2 separate regions of the Homo sapiens genome follow, and region 2 is linked to region 1. A link is a contact called in ENCODE Hi-C or POLR2A ChIA-PET data. All regions are on one chromosome and are shown on one strand. The core of a region is the stretch at or near the end of the contact, and the rest is flanking DNA. Distances in the headings are between cores, read along the strand shown.

Region 1 (6,561 bases), core at 3,879-6,378:
TCGCCCTCCTTGCACCTGCAGCGCGGAAGGCAGAGCCAAAAGGCGCCCCCTGGGCTCCCGGAGCTCTGAGCCACTTCAGGAGTTCGGGCATGTGGGGTTTTGTCTCCGGTTTTAGTCTGGCCATGTTTGTTGGTTCCAATTCCTATGCTCTGTTACCTGAACCTGTTTGATTCTTTTGATTTTCTTCTTTCTGAAAAAGACTTTTCACGGTTTCCTATTCTGCCTTTCTTCCGTATGCCTCTCAACGGGACGAGCAGCTGAAATTAAAAAGATAGTAGCAGGTACGAACCCAAAGGAGTGTGCTGAAGTCAAGAGCCTGTCTGGCGGGCCACAGACCTGAGCGCAGCCCCTCGGTGGCACACCTGCCCCAGGGACAGCCCTGCATGGGGACACGTGTCAGGCCCCAGACCTGCGCACGCACCCAGGCTCAGCCACAGCCCCTCAGGCAGGGTCCCGATGCCCACTCTGCTCCCTTGTGTTACAAATGCCGTGGTCCTTCTCAGCCCTGCTGTGGCCTTGCCTGTCATCAGAGGGCAGCTGGTCTCTGCAAGCGTCTGAGTGCAGGCTGCTTAGGGCACCAGCCAAGGGGGGACGCTGCCTGCACTGCTGCCTCATGGGCCACCTTGACAGATCTGCATGGGTCTCAACAGGTGGGTGGCTTCGTGCCTTCTGCAGCCCAGTCCCCGTGGTCTTGGTGGGCTCTGGCTGTAGGAACAGCCTGTCTCCTCCACGGTGCTTCACATGTGTCCCACGTGGCTTCTGGCTGGACGTGGCATGGCTCCTTCCCCCCTCCCCCTCTTTTTTCCTCCTCTTCCTCTTCCTTCCTCCCTCCTCTTCCCTCCTCCCTCCTTCTCCCTCCTCTTCTCTCCTCCCTCCTCTTCCCTCCTCCCTCCTCTTCCCTCCCTCCTTCTCCCTCCCTCCTTCTCCCTCCTCTTCCCTCCCTCCTTCATCCTCCTCTTCCCTCCCTCCTGCTCCTCTTCCCTCCCTCCTCCTCCTCTTCCCTCCTTCCTCCTCTTCCCTCCTTCCTCCTCTTCCCTCCTTCCTCCTCTTCCCTCCTTCCTCCTCTTCCCTCCTTCCTCCTCCTCCCTCCTCCTCTTCCCCCACCTTCCTTCTCCCTCCTCCTCTTTCTCCCTCCCTCCTCCCCCTCCCCCTCCTCCCTTCTGTCTCCTCTTTCCTCCTCTTCCCAGCACCAGGCCCAGGGCTAGTCCTTTGAGGAGCAAGTGAGGCCATGGTGCCTGCTCTTTCGGAACCCTGCCCTGGAGTATGGGGAGGTGTCACCAGCACATGGGATCTCGTCCTTGTACCATTGACATTCCGTGGTTGAGCCCCGCAGCACCCAGGGCGAGCACGTGGCCCACGGCCGAGGTGGCTGGTCTGCCACCTGCACTTCCTCCTGTGAAAGGAGGTGTGCGGGAGACCTGCTCTGCCCGTCATGGCCTTTCCCTGCAGGCAGGCGTCTGGCCCGGGGTGCTAGCAGGGAGCAGGGGCTGCTGCTTGAGGGCCGGCCCCATGGCCCTGATCTCCTTGGAGCCAGCCCTGTCCCCCACATCCAGGGGTCTGGGCGAGGCCCAGGGCTGCGTTCCTGGGAGAATGCTGACCCTGCACTTCTCTGGCTGGTCATGGTGTCACCACTGGGGAGGCTGGGCCGGCACGTCAGTCTATGCCTGGCATGCAGGGCCGTCCCTGAGATATTTGCTCTCACCACTCACAAAACATCCTTCTCGCTCCTGGATTGAACTTTTATGCCTCACAGCCCTAACCCATCATTTTTCAAAGCTTCCTATAATAATTTGAAAACATCTTGTAAAAATGACATAAGTCACAGCCGCTTGCGGCAAATAACTGGCCAGTGTTGAAGCGAGTCAGACCGGGTGCTCCTGCACCAAGTGTGTGCCAGCCGTAACCCGGGCAGGCCTGTCCTCTGGCCCTTGCTGCAGGCACCAGCTCTTAACACGGGGTGCACTGGGGCTCCCCATCACGCAGGACCTGCCCAGAATTTCCACAGTGGATGGTGTTCAGGAGCGGTGGTTAGGATGGCTGGCGGGGGCCTCACTGACGCTCCAGCTCCCATGCTCCCCTTAGAAGACAGCTTTTGGCCGGGTGCGGTGGCTCATGCCTGTAATCCCAGCACTTTGCGAGGCTGAGGTGTGCGAATCACGAGGTCAGGAGATCAAGACCATCCTGGCTAACACGGTGAAACCCCATCTCTACTAAAAATACAAAACATTAGCCGGGCGCGGTGGCGGGCGTCTGTAGTCCCAGCTACTCGGGAGGCTGAGGCAGAAGAATGGCGTGAACCCGGGAGGCGGAGCTTGCAGTGAGCTGAGATCGCGCCACTGCACTCCAGCCTGGGTGACAGAGTGAGACTCCCGTCTCAAAAAAAAAAAAAAAAAAAAAAAAGACAGCTTTTGTTTGTTTTTAAAATTCTCATCTCGGAGGAAACTTTCTAGAAGTACCAATATTCTTTTCAAAACATAGCTTACAGTTTTTCTTTTCTTTTTTTCTTTTTTGAGACAGGGTCTTGCTCTGTTGCCCAGGCTGGAGTGCAGTGGTGTGATCACGGCTCACTGCAGCCTCGACCTCCTGGGCTCAAATGATCCTCTGGCCTCTGCCCCCCGAGTAGCTGGGAGTACAGACGCCTCTCACCATACCCTGATCATTTTTATTTTTTTGTTTTTTTTGTTTTTGTGGAGATGGGGGTCTTGCTATGTTTCCCAGGCTGGTCTCTAACTCCTGGGCTCAAGCGATCTGCCTGCCTCCGCCTCCCAAATTGCTGGGATTACAGGCGTGAGCCGCCGTGCCCAGGCTTATTTTCTTACGTGCTTGTCCTAGAACAACTGAATGTGTAAAGTGGAAAAAACAAAAACAAAACCCCACCCAGCCCAGATAACCATCTCTGACATTCTGGCACATTCCTTTTGACTGTTGCTCTGGACACTCACTTCCATGGGCAACGAGCAGGCTTGCTGGGGTCCTGCCGGGTGCGCCTGGGGCACAGCCAGTGGGAGAACTGATGCGGCACAGTGGCTGGCTGTGCGGGAGAGGCCATCCCGGGTGGGCTTCCAGGGGCAGTCAGGGCGCAGCCTCTCCCGGGCCCTCAGGCCTGCGTGCATCACTGAGCTGTCCGGGCTTCACGGTCACAGTCATGATGGGTGTCACCAGTGGCCAGTGTTCGGGCACACTCCCTGCAGGTGACCTGTGCGTTGCCTTGCTGTGGGCCGCGCCGTCCCTGGCCCAGCACGGTGCATGAGCAGCCCGGGCACTCTGACTGTGTGCTTTCCAAACCCAGAAGCTGGCAGGGCGGAGATGCTGGACCACGCCGTCCTGCTTCAGGTGATCAAAGAACAGCAGGTGCAGCAAAAGCGCTTGCTGGACCAGCAGGAGAAGCTGCTGGCGGTGATCGAGGAGCAGCACAAGGAGATCCACCAGCAGAGGCAGGAGGACGAGGAGGATAAACCCAGGCAGGGTAGGCCGGGCTGGCGGATGGAGTGGGGTGGGGCCAGGCAGGGGGTCTCCTGCTGTCCTCATGCGGCTGGGTCTGAGGCTCGGTGGCCTCTAGACCTGAGCGTGAGTCTGGTTTTGGTTCCCAATGCTGTTGTTGCTGGTTCTTCTGAGCCCCTCCACTGGCAGCCTGTGTACAGTGCTGTGGCTAAATTGATGACCGACTTCATTTGCAGTGGAGGTGCATCAAGAGCCCGGGGCAGCGGTGCCCAGAGGCCAGGAGGCCCCTGAAGGCAAGGCCAGGGAGACGGTGGAGAATCTGCCTCCCCTGCCTTTGGACCCTGTCCTCAGAGCTCCTGGGGGCCGCCCTGCTCCATCCCAGGACCTTAACCAGCGCTCCCTGGAGCACTCTGAGGGGCCTGTGGGCAGAGACCCTGCTGGCCCTCCTGACGGCGGCCCTGACACAGAGCCTCGGGCAGCCCAGGCCAAGCTGAGAGATGGCCAGAAGGATGCCGCCCCCAGGGCAGCTGGCACTGTGAAGGAGCTCCCCAAGGGCCCGGAGCAGGTGCCCGTGCCAGACCCCGCCAGGGAAGCCGGGGGCCCAGAGGAGCGCCTCGCAGAGGAATTCCCTGGGCAAAGTCAGGACGTTACTGGCGGTTCCCAAGACAGGAAAAAACCTGGGAAGGAGGTGGCAGCCACTGGCACCAGCATTCTGAAGGAAGCCAACTGGCTCGTGGCAGGGCCAGGAGCAGAGACGGGGGACCCTCGCATGAAGCCCAAGCAAGTGAGCCGAGACCTGGGCCTTGCAGCGGACCTGCCCGGTGGGGCGGAAGGAGCAGCTGCACAGCCCCAGGCTGTGTTACGCCAGCCGGAACTGCGGGTCATCTCTGATGGCGAGCAGGGTGGACAGCAGGGCCACCGGCTGGACCATGGCGGTCACCTGGAGATGAGAAAGGCCCGCGGGGGGGACCATGTGCCTGTGTCCCACGAGCAGCCGAGAGGCGGGGAGGACGCTGCTGTCCAGGAGCCCAGGCAGAGGCCAGAGCCAGAGCTGGGGCTCAAACGAGCTGTCCCGGGGGGCCAGAGGCCGGACAATGCCAAGCCCAACCGGGACCTGAAACTGCAGGCTGGCTCCGACCTCCGGAGGCGACGGCGGGACCTTGGCCCTCATGCAGAGGGTCAGCTGGCCCCGAGGGATGGGGTCATCATTGGCCTTAACCCCCTGCCTGATGTCCAGGTGAACGACCTCCGTGGCGCCCTGGATGCCCAGCTCCGCCAGGCTGCGGGGGGAGCTCTGCAGGTGGTCCACAGCCGGCAGCTTAGACAGGCGCCTGGGCCTCCAGAGGAGTCCTAGCACCTGCTGGCCATGAGGGCCACGCCAGCCACTGCCCTCCTCGGCCAGCAGCAGGTCTGTCTCAGCCGCATCCCAGCCAAACTCTGGAGGTCACACTCGCCTCTCCCCAGGGTTTCATGTCTGAGGCCCTCACCAAGTGTGAGTGACAGTATAAAAGATTCACTGTGGCATCGTTTCCAGAATGTTCTTGCTGTCGTTCTGTTGCAGCTCTTAGTCTGAGGTCCTCTGACCTCTAGACTCTGAGCTCACTCCAGCCTGTGAGGAGAAACGGCCTCCGCTGCGAGCTGGCTGGTGCACTCCCAGGCTCAGGCTGGGGAGCTGCTGCGTCTGTGGTCAGGCCTCCTGCTCCTGCCAGGGAGCACGCGTGGTCTTCGGGTTGAGCTCGGCCGTGCGTGGAGGTGCGCATGGCTGCTCATGGTCCCAACACAGGCTACTGTGAGAGCCAGCATCCAACCCCACGCTTGCAGTGACTCAGAATGATAATTATTATGACTGTTTATCGATGCTTCCCACAGTGTGGTAGAAAGTCTTGAATAAACACTTTTGCCTTCACCCAGCCTCGGTGGATGCTGTTTGGTGTCCAGGAAGCACAGGGAGCAGGGGCCAGACAAGCCGGGTGTCCAGGGGCACTGGCCGGTGCCGCCCTTTGCACTCCTCATGGTTGGCCCAGCCCTCCATTGTCTGTGTTTTTCAAAATCCAATTGTGGCTTTTTTTAAAAAGTAAAAAACACCACTGATAACCTGATTAGTGAAGTTGGTCCTGGGGGAGTGACTGAAAGGAAAGCCTGAGGCCGGCTCAGGATTCCAGATGTGTAAAGCAGAGGCCAGAGGTCATGAGGGAACGGCGCCATGACCTGAGCGTCGCAGTGACTGGACACTAGACGCAGCACAGCCCCAGAGAGACCCTGTGAGCAGGCAGAGCCGCCTGGTGCCAGGAGGTGGTCCAGCCCCCAGGGCCAGGCTGACGGGCGTGCTGCCTCGTGACCAGGACACGCTCCACAGCCCTCTCACCTGGCGGGAGAGAGGAGGTGCTGCTGTGTCCACAGCATCCGAGTCTGCTTTGGCTCGTCCTCTGGGGAGCTTGCGCCCCAACCCTGCCACGAAACCCTGCCACGAAGGGCAGAGGACCAGGGCCTGGGTCTGGGGGAGGCCCGTGTTGGCGAAGGGTCCCTGCATGGAGGGCCGGCCTCAGCCTCTGGTGGTGTCTTCCTGCACCTTTTGATATCCTTTTGGCTCTTTATTATAGTTTCTTCCCTTGAAGGATGTCACTGGGCAGCCTGAAGACTGGAAATTTTTTTTCTTTTGAGACGGAGTCTCGCTCTGTCACCCAGGCTGGAGTGCAGTGGTGTGATCTCGGCTCACTGCAAGCTCCGCCTCCCGGGTTCACGCCATTCTCCTGCCTCAGCCTCCCGAGTAGCTGGGACTACAGGCGCCCGCCACCACGCCCGGCTAATTTTTTTTTCCGTATTTTTAGTAGAGACTGGGTTTCACCATGTTGGTCAGGCTGGTCTCGAACTCCTGACCTTGTGATCCACCCGCCTCAGCCTACCAAAGTGCTAGGATTGCAGACTTGAGCCACTGCACCTGGCCTGAAGACTGGAAATTAACTAGAGGGAAGCTTCTGGAGGCTGAGTGGTGACTCCTGCCGAGCCTTGGGGGCTGGGAGGGGGCCGGGAGGAGGCTGGGAGGGGGTTGCGGGGCCAGGGGCTGGGAGGGGGCTGGGAGGAGGCTGGGAGGGGGCTGTGGGGCCAGGGGCACCACTCAGC
Region 2 (6,206 bases), core at 3,707-6,206, 120 kb before region 1:
CTCAGCCTCCCGAGTAGCTGGGATTACAGGTATGTGCCACCATCCCCGGCTAATTTTTGTATTTTTAGTAGAGACGGGGTTTCACCATGTTGGCCAGGCTGGTCTTGAACTCCTGACCTCAGGTGATCTACCCACCTTGGCCTCCCAAAGTGCTGGGATTACAGGCATGAGCCACCGCGCCTGGCCAACCCTGAGGATCTTTGCTCTGGGACCCAGCCTTGAGAGGGTTTGTTTTGAAGGAGAAGGTTTAGAAAACAGGAGAGGAGCCTTGAGGAAAAGAAAGGGTAAGAGGCTTGAGGGTCGGAGGCCAGGCAGGCTCTGGGGTGTCAGGGACCAGGGGCCCAGGAACTGAGGCTCAGCGACTTCCCCAGGTATCTAGAGCGAGGCTCCCCAGGAGCAGGGCTAGAGGCTCTGTCTGCAACAGGTCCCGGGACCCCACAGGAAACCACCTTCTCCCAGATCTGCCTGTGCCCTTGGGTGACCAGGTAGCTCCCGGCCCTGCTGAGCCTCATTTGAAAATCAGACTTGGCCAGGAGGGGTGGCTCACGCCTGTTATCCCAGCACTGTGGAGGCCAAAGCAGGCAGATCATGAGGTCAGGAGTTCAAGACCAGCCTGGCCAAGATGGTGAAACCCTGTCTCTACTAAAAATACAAAAATTAGCCAGGCGTGGTGGCAGGTGCCTGTAGTCCCAGCTACTCAGGAGGCTGAGGCAGAAGAATCACCTGAACCTGGGTGGTGGAAGTTGTGGTGAGCTGAGATCGCCATTGCACTCCAGCCTGGGCGACAGAGTGAGACTGTCTCAAAAAAAAAAAGAAAATCAGACTAAGCCGGGCACGGTGGCACATGCCTGTAATCCCAGCATTTTGAGAGACCGAGGCAGGAGGATTGCTTGAGCTTAGAAGTTCAAGACCAGCTTGGGCAATGTAATGCCCCCATCTCTACAAAATAAAAACAAAAAATTATCTGAGTGTGGTGGCACGTACCTGTAGTTCCAGCTATTCCAGAGGCTGAGGCGGGAGGACCGCTTGAGCCCAGGAGGTTGAGGCAGCATTAAACGCTGATCTCACCATAGCAGTCCAGCCTGGACAACAGAGTGAGACCCTATCTCAAAAAAACAAAGAAAGAAGAAAATTGGACTCACATGAGTCTCTCTCAGGGGGTGCCTGGGAGAATGAGGGGGTCATCGGTGCCCAGCAGTGACCGGGAGCAGGGCCAGCCATGAGGAGGCACTGGCGGCCACCACGCCAGGGTCAAAGAAGGGCTCACTGAGGTCCACCAGGCCCATGCTGGGGACCACAAGACACACCCTCTGGGCATTTCTCTTGTGTTTTGTGTGTCCTCGCCAAGTCGGCCGAGGGACCCCCATCTGGATGCGAGCTCCTCGACGGCCCGTTTCTCTGGAGCCTTCTCATCCGGCCCCCCAGGGTTTCTGTGAAGGCAGATCATGGCCGGGAAGCTCCAGAGCAAGGCTGTGCATGTGAAGAGCCAGCCCAGAAAGGGCTCACAGCTGCCCCAGGACCTCCAAGCCTCCTGGTCTCCCCAGAGAAGGCCTGGGGGCGCGAGGGACCTTGGGCTCTGGCGAGGGTCCTCTGCCACCCCTCTGTACCCTGCCTCCCCGCTAAGGCTGCCATGGGCCCACTGGGCACAGAGAGCAGAGCTGCCCCTGGACCTTGGGGCTCTGTGCTCCCTGTCCACCCCCAGCAGGGCACCGGTGCATCACAGAGCTCCAGCCTGAGCCTGCGTCCAACATGGAGAAGGAAGTCCCAGAGCCTTGGTCGGTGGGACCCAGGGCCCACCCTTCCTGCACCACCTCGTTCTGCAGACCTACACACTGGGACACCATCACGAGCCCTGAACTCCAGAGCAGACCCAGCAGGGCCGGGAGCGCAGAGCCTGGACAGCGGCCACCTGGTTCTCCCGATGCTGCTCAGTGAAGGCAGCAGCAGGACCAGATCAGTCCCACCTGAGAACGGCCACCGGGGCCGTCTGTTGAAAGGTGGCTTGGACGGGCGTGGTGGCTCACGCCTGTAATCCCAGCACTTTGGGAGGCCAAGGAGGGTGGATCACTTGAGGTCAGGAGTTGGAGACTAGCCTGGGCCAACATGGTGAAACCCCATCTCTACTAAAAATACAAAAATTAGCCAGGCGTGGTGGTGCACGCCTGTAATCCCAGCTACTAGGAAGGCTGAGGCAGGAGAATTGCTTAAACCCGGGAGGCGAGATCGCGCCGCTGCACTCCATCCAGTCTGGGTGACAGAGCGAGATTCCATCTCCAAAAAAAAAAAAAAAAAAGGAGGCTGGGCACGGGGGCTCACGCCTGTAATCCCAGCACTTTGGGAGGCTGAGGCGGGCAGATCATGAGGTGAGGAGATGGAGACCATCCTGGCCAACACGGTGAAACCCCGTCTCTACTAAAAATAGAAAAAATTAGCCAGGCGTGGTGGCGGGCGCCTGTAGTCCCAGCTACTCAGGAGGTTGAGGCAGGAGAATGGCATGAACCTGGGAGGCGGAGCTTGCAGGGAGCTGAGATCGCACCACTGCACTCCAGCCTGGGTGACAGAGTGAGAGTCCGTCTCAAAAAAAAAAAAAAGAAAGAAAGAAAGGTGAGCCCTGGGCTGTCCTGCTAGGTAATCCCACCAGCCCTGAGGCAGCCACCATGATGCTGCTGTCCAAATGAGCACCAGAGGTCCCTCGTCCAAGGCCCCCCAGCTGTGGACAGAGCCCAGGCAGCCTGACTCAAACACTGCACCTGCTGGCTTTGGGGTTGCCACGTGGGAAAGTGCCACACGAGGTGGGCGGGGCCTCCCCAGGGGTGCAGTCTGGGACCAATGGCCTGGCCGGCTGGTCTCTGCATGGTCCACGCGCTCGGCTGCACTTGGTTCTGAGGTCTCAAATACACATCGATGCCTCAGTGGTGGTTTCCACCACCTTCCTTCTTACCACCACCCGCTCCTCGTTGTGGGCCCTGGACTCGAGGCCAGTTGGGGAAGCCTGGGCTTGGGGAAAGGGGCATTGTGGGGGTGTCTAGGTGTCCTAGCGTCCAGATGTCCAGGCTCCAAGTGTTCAGACGCCTGGGTTCCCAGGTGTCCAGACGTCCAGGTCCTGCTTGGACTGTCACCTCCTTCCGGGACATAGACCCTGCATTCATAGAGTGGGGGCCCCATGAACCTCCAGCTTCTGATTGACATCTAATTTCCAGATGAGGTCATCCTGAACTTAGGCTGGGCCCTAAATCCGATGACACTTAGGCATCGGAGAAAGGGAAAGCCAGAGGATGACTGAGACCCAGAGCGGAGAAGGCGCGTGGAGGTGGAGGCAGAGGCTGGAGCCATGCGGGGCTGCAAGTCCAGGAGCACCTGTGGCCCCCAGAAGCTGGAAGAGACCAGGAAGGATTCCCCCAACCCCGCCTCCCCGGGCGCCTCCAGAGGGAACACGGCCCTCAGGCACCTTGATTCTGGACTTGCGGCCTCCAGGCCTGTGAGAGAATGGAATTTTGTTGTTTTACATGAACAACTTTGTAGAAATTTGTGACAGCAGTTTAGGAAGGTAAAACAACACTGCTTTTACACCTCAAAGGCATAGAAGGTTATACAGTGCAGGGACCCTCCAGGCACCATTCCCCTCCCATCTGGTTTTAGCAAAGTCCCACACACAGCATGGGGGTGGCACCTCACCTTTGTCCCGGAGCAGCACCTAGAAAGTCTTTAACCACTTGTCCACGTAATCTCCTTCTTCTCGATGGCTACCAGGCTGCATGGCCTCGGCTCACCTCTCCCTTACCCAGCCGCCCCCTCCCAGGCATTTAGCCTGTGTCCAGCCCCAGGAGCCGCCGGCACCTTCCCACAAATGTCCTGCCTCTACATCGTGGCACCCTGGTGGGACTCGGTGGTGGGAGAGATCCCTGGAAGTAGAATTGCTGGGTGAAGAGCATTTTATTGGTTGAGGGTGGCTGGATGAGTCTCTCCAGCAGTCACAGGCACCTCCCTTCCCACCCCCAGCTGGACGACTTCACAGGAAGGACTGAAGAACGGGGGGCCTGCAGCCCAGGGCAGGCCTGGCTGTGGCACCTGGCACACGGGGTTTCCTGTGGGGCTGGCACTCACCACAGCCCCTGCCCACGGGTTGGAGCGCTCTGGCAGCAGGACTCTGTGGCCATGAAGGCGGGAGGGAGGGCTTGGCTCGCTCCCCAGGCGTGTTGATGGACACGCAATTAACCTGCCTGTGGTTATGTTGGCACTGAACTGGAACAGGAAGTTAGCATATAAACCAGAGCCTTTCAAGTTATGACAAATTCATCAAACAAATGAACCCGTGAGCACAGAGGGCGGTGTGCGTCCAGCCTCTGTGCGCTCCGGTGGAGATAAGCGTCCACTCTGCTGGGAGGACCAAGGCCCTTTCCAGCCTTTCCCCTGAGCTCCAGGCCCGTGTCTTTCTGGCCCCAAACAGAACCATGCCCGGGGCAGAGACGGGGGCTGGTCTGGAGCAGACACAGGCAGGTGGTCACGTCCCACCAGTGACTCCACACATCTCTCTGGGCCTCAATTTCCCCAGCTCTCTGGGGAGAGGCCGCTTCCATGATTGGCCCGGCAATGTCTGATTTCCCTTCTGAGTTCCAGACGCCAGCTTTGACCCAGTCCTGCTAAAACCCGACAGCATCCCAGCTGACCCTGCTGTGAGAGCAGCTTCCAGAGCCGGTTCCCTCCTGGGGCGGCGTGCTTAGCAACACCCAGGGGGCAGCCCTCCCTGGCCTCCGTGCCAGCCTGTGCTCAGCGATGGTGCTTATCGGGCCGGGGAGTGTCCTTTAAGTCAGGGGTCCCCAACCCCTGGGCCACGGACCTGTTGGTGTCCTGTTAGGAACCGGACTGCACGTCAGCAAGTGAGCTGCGGGTGAGTAAGCGTCCCCGCCTGAGCTCCGCCTCCCGTCAGATCAGCGGTGGCGTTGGATTCTCATAGGCGCGGAACCTGAGAACCCTATTGTGAACTGCGTGTGTGAGGGATCTGGGCTGCACCCTTCTTATGAGACTCTAATGCCTGATGATCTGAGGTGAAACAGTTTCATCCCGAAACCACCACCACCCTCACTGCCCATGGAAAGATTGCCTTTCACGAAACCCATCCTGGGTGCCAAACAGGTTGGGGACCGCTGCTTTAAGTTGTAAGCCCAGCACAGGTTTCTAAATGGCCCCACGCTGCGGCAGAGCTGGGACGGCGGCCTCCAGGCAGGGGCGCCTGCAGGTGCCCGTTCAGGTGGGGGCCTCTGGTCAACCCCTTCACTGGATATGAAGGAACTGAGCCTGGGAGCTCTTGGCTCTCACTCAGGGTTACTCAGCTCACACTGCGGGCAGCGCTGGGACTGGGGGAAGCCCCCTCGCAGACCTCCTGGGCAGCCCAGGAAGAGCCGCTCTGGCCTTCCCAGCCTGTTGGACCCGAGACCTCAGGCCACTGCGGTGCTGAGGTCAGAAGAAGCAAGACAGGAGCCTCTCTTGGGGCTGAGGCTGGAGGCTGGTGGTGTCGTGAAAGGGTCCCCAAGCCAGTGTCCCCTAGCTGTCACGAGGTGAGGGGGTATCATCCCTGGGCAGGGCTCCTGCACCCCTGCCCTGTCCTGTGTCTGTGGCGCTGCCAGCAGCCCCTCCTGTCCCCAACACAGCCCCTGTCCTGGCTGCCCCCGTGCAGGTCCAGGCCCCTCCCTGGCTGTTGAACTCAGACACCACACCCAGGTGTCTGGGATTGATGGTGCAGGAGGAAGCACCTTGGGCCTGTTACAGATGCGGTTCCACCCGCTGTGGACCGGCCCTGGGTCCCCCCAAGAGGTACACTGAAGTCCTGATCCCCAGCGCCTGAGACTGCGGCCTTATTTGGAAACAGGGTCTTTGCAGATGTGACCGAGTGAAGATGAGAGAACCTGCCTGCGGCTGTGTTGGCAGCTGAACTGGAAGAGAATTTCGTTTTATTACCAAGGCCCTGATCCAGTGACTCTCATCCTTATAGAGGGACATTTTCACACAGGGACACTTGGAGGGGAGAGAAGGCTGCGTGAAGATGGAGTCAGAGATGGGAGTGGCGTCCACAAGGGTCGCTGGGAGCCACCAGGAGCTGGGGGAGAGGCCTGGGCCAGGTTCTCCTGCAGAGCCTCAGACAGAACCAGCCCTGCCGACATCTTGGCCTCAGGCTTCAGGCCTCTAGAGCCACAAGAAAATGAATTTCT

The links. Hi-C counts contacts between places; a loop is a spot of excess contacts on that map. ChIA-PET counts read pairs that join two places held with the same protein, here RNA polymerase II (POLR2A). Pooled maps may share reads with other maps.
Region 2: a loop to region 1 is called in a pooled map, with 2.5 times the contacts of the local background. The contact joins two enhancer-like sites. A Hi-C loop is called at or near these places in 3 of 50 pooled maps. POLR2A ChIA-PET finds 5 or more read pairs at or near these places in 2 of 52 experiments (CD8-positive, alpha-beta memory T cell and HEK293).

What each region holds. Positions count from the first base shown.
Region 1 is chr17:81,243,790-81,250,350 of GRCh38, reverse strand. SLC38A10 (solute carrier family 38 member 10) reads left to right here. Exons shown (of 16, transcript NM_001037984.3): 15 at 3,290-3,466; 16 at 3,678-5,540. The coding sequence ends at 4,795. Among named protein-coding and RNA genes, the nearest start is that of NDUFAF8, 7.8 kb to the right of the region's middle. RefSeq lists enhancers at 5,099-5,188, 5,399-5,448, 5,549-5,668. Within about 2 kb of position 5,128, at least 3 of the 41 ENCODE cell types and tissues checked have a DNase peak (open chromatin) inside an H3K27ac peak, as active enhancers do.
Region 2 is chr17:81,363,986-81,370,191 of GRCh38, reverse strand. No RefSeq gene overlaps it. Among named protein-coding and RNA genes, the nearest start is that of LINC03048, 18 kb to the left of the region's middle. RefSeq lists enhancers at 3,578-4,163, 4,164-4,751. Within about 2 kb of position 4,956, at least 18 of the 41 ENCODE cell types and tissues checked have a DNase peak (open chromatin) inside an H3K27ac peak, as active enhancers do.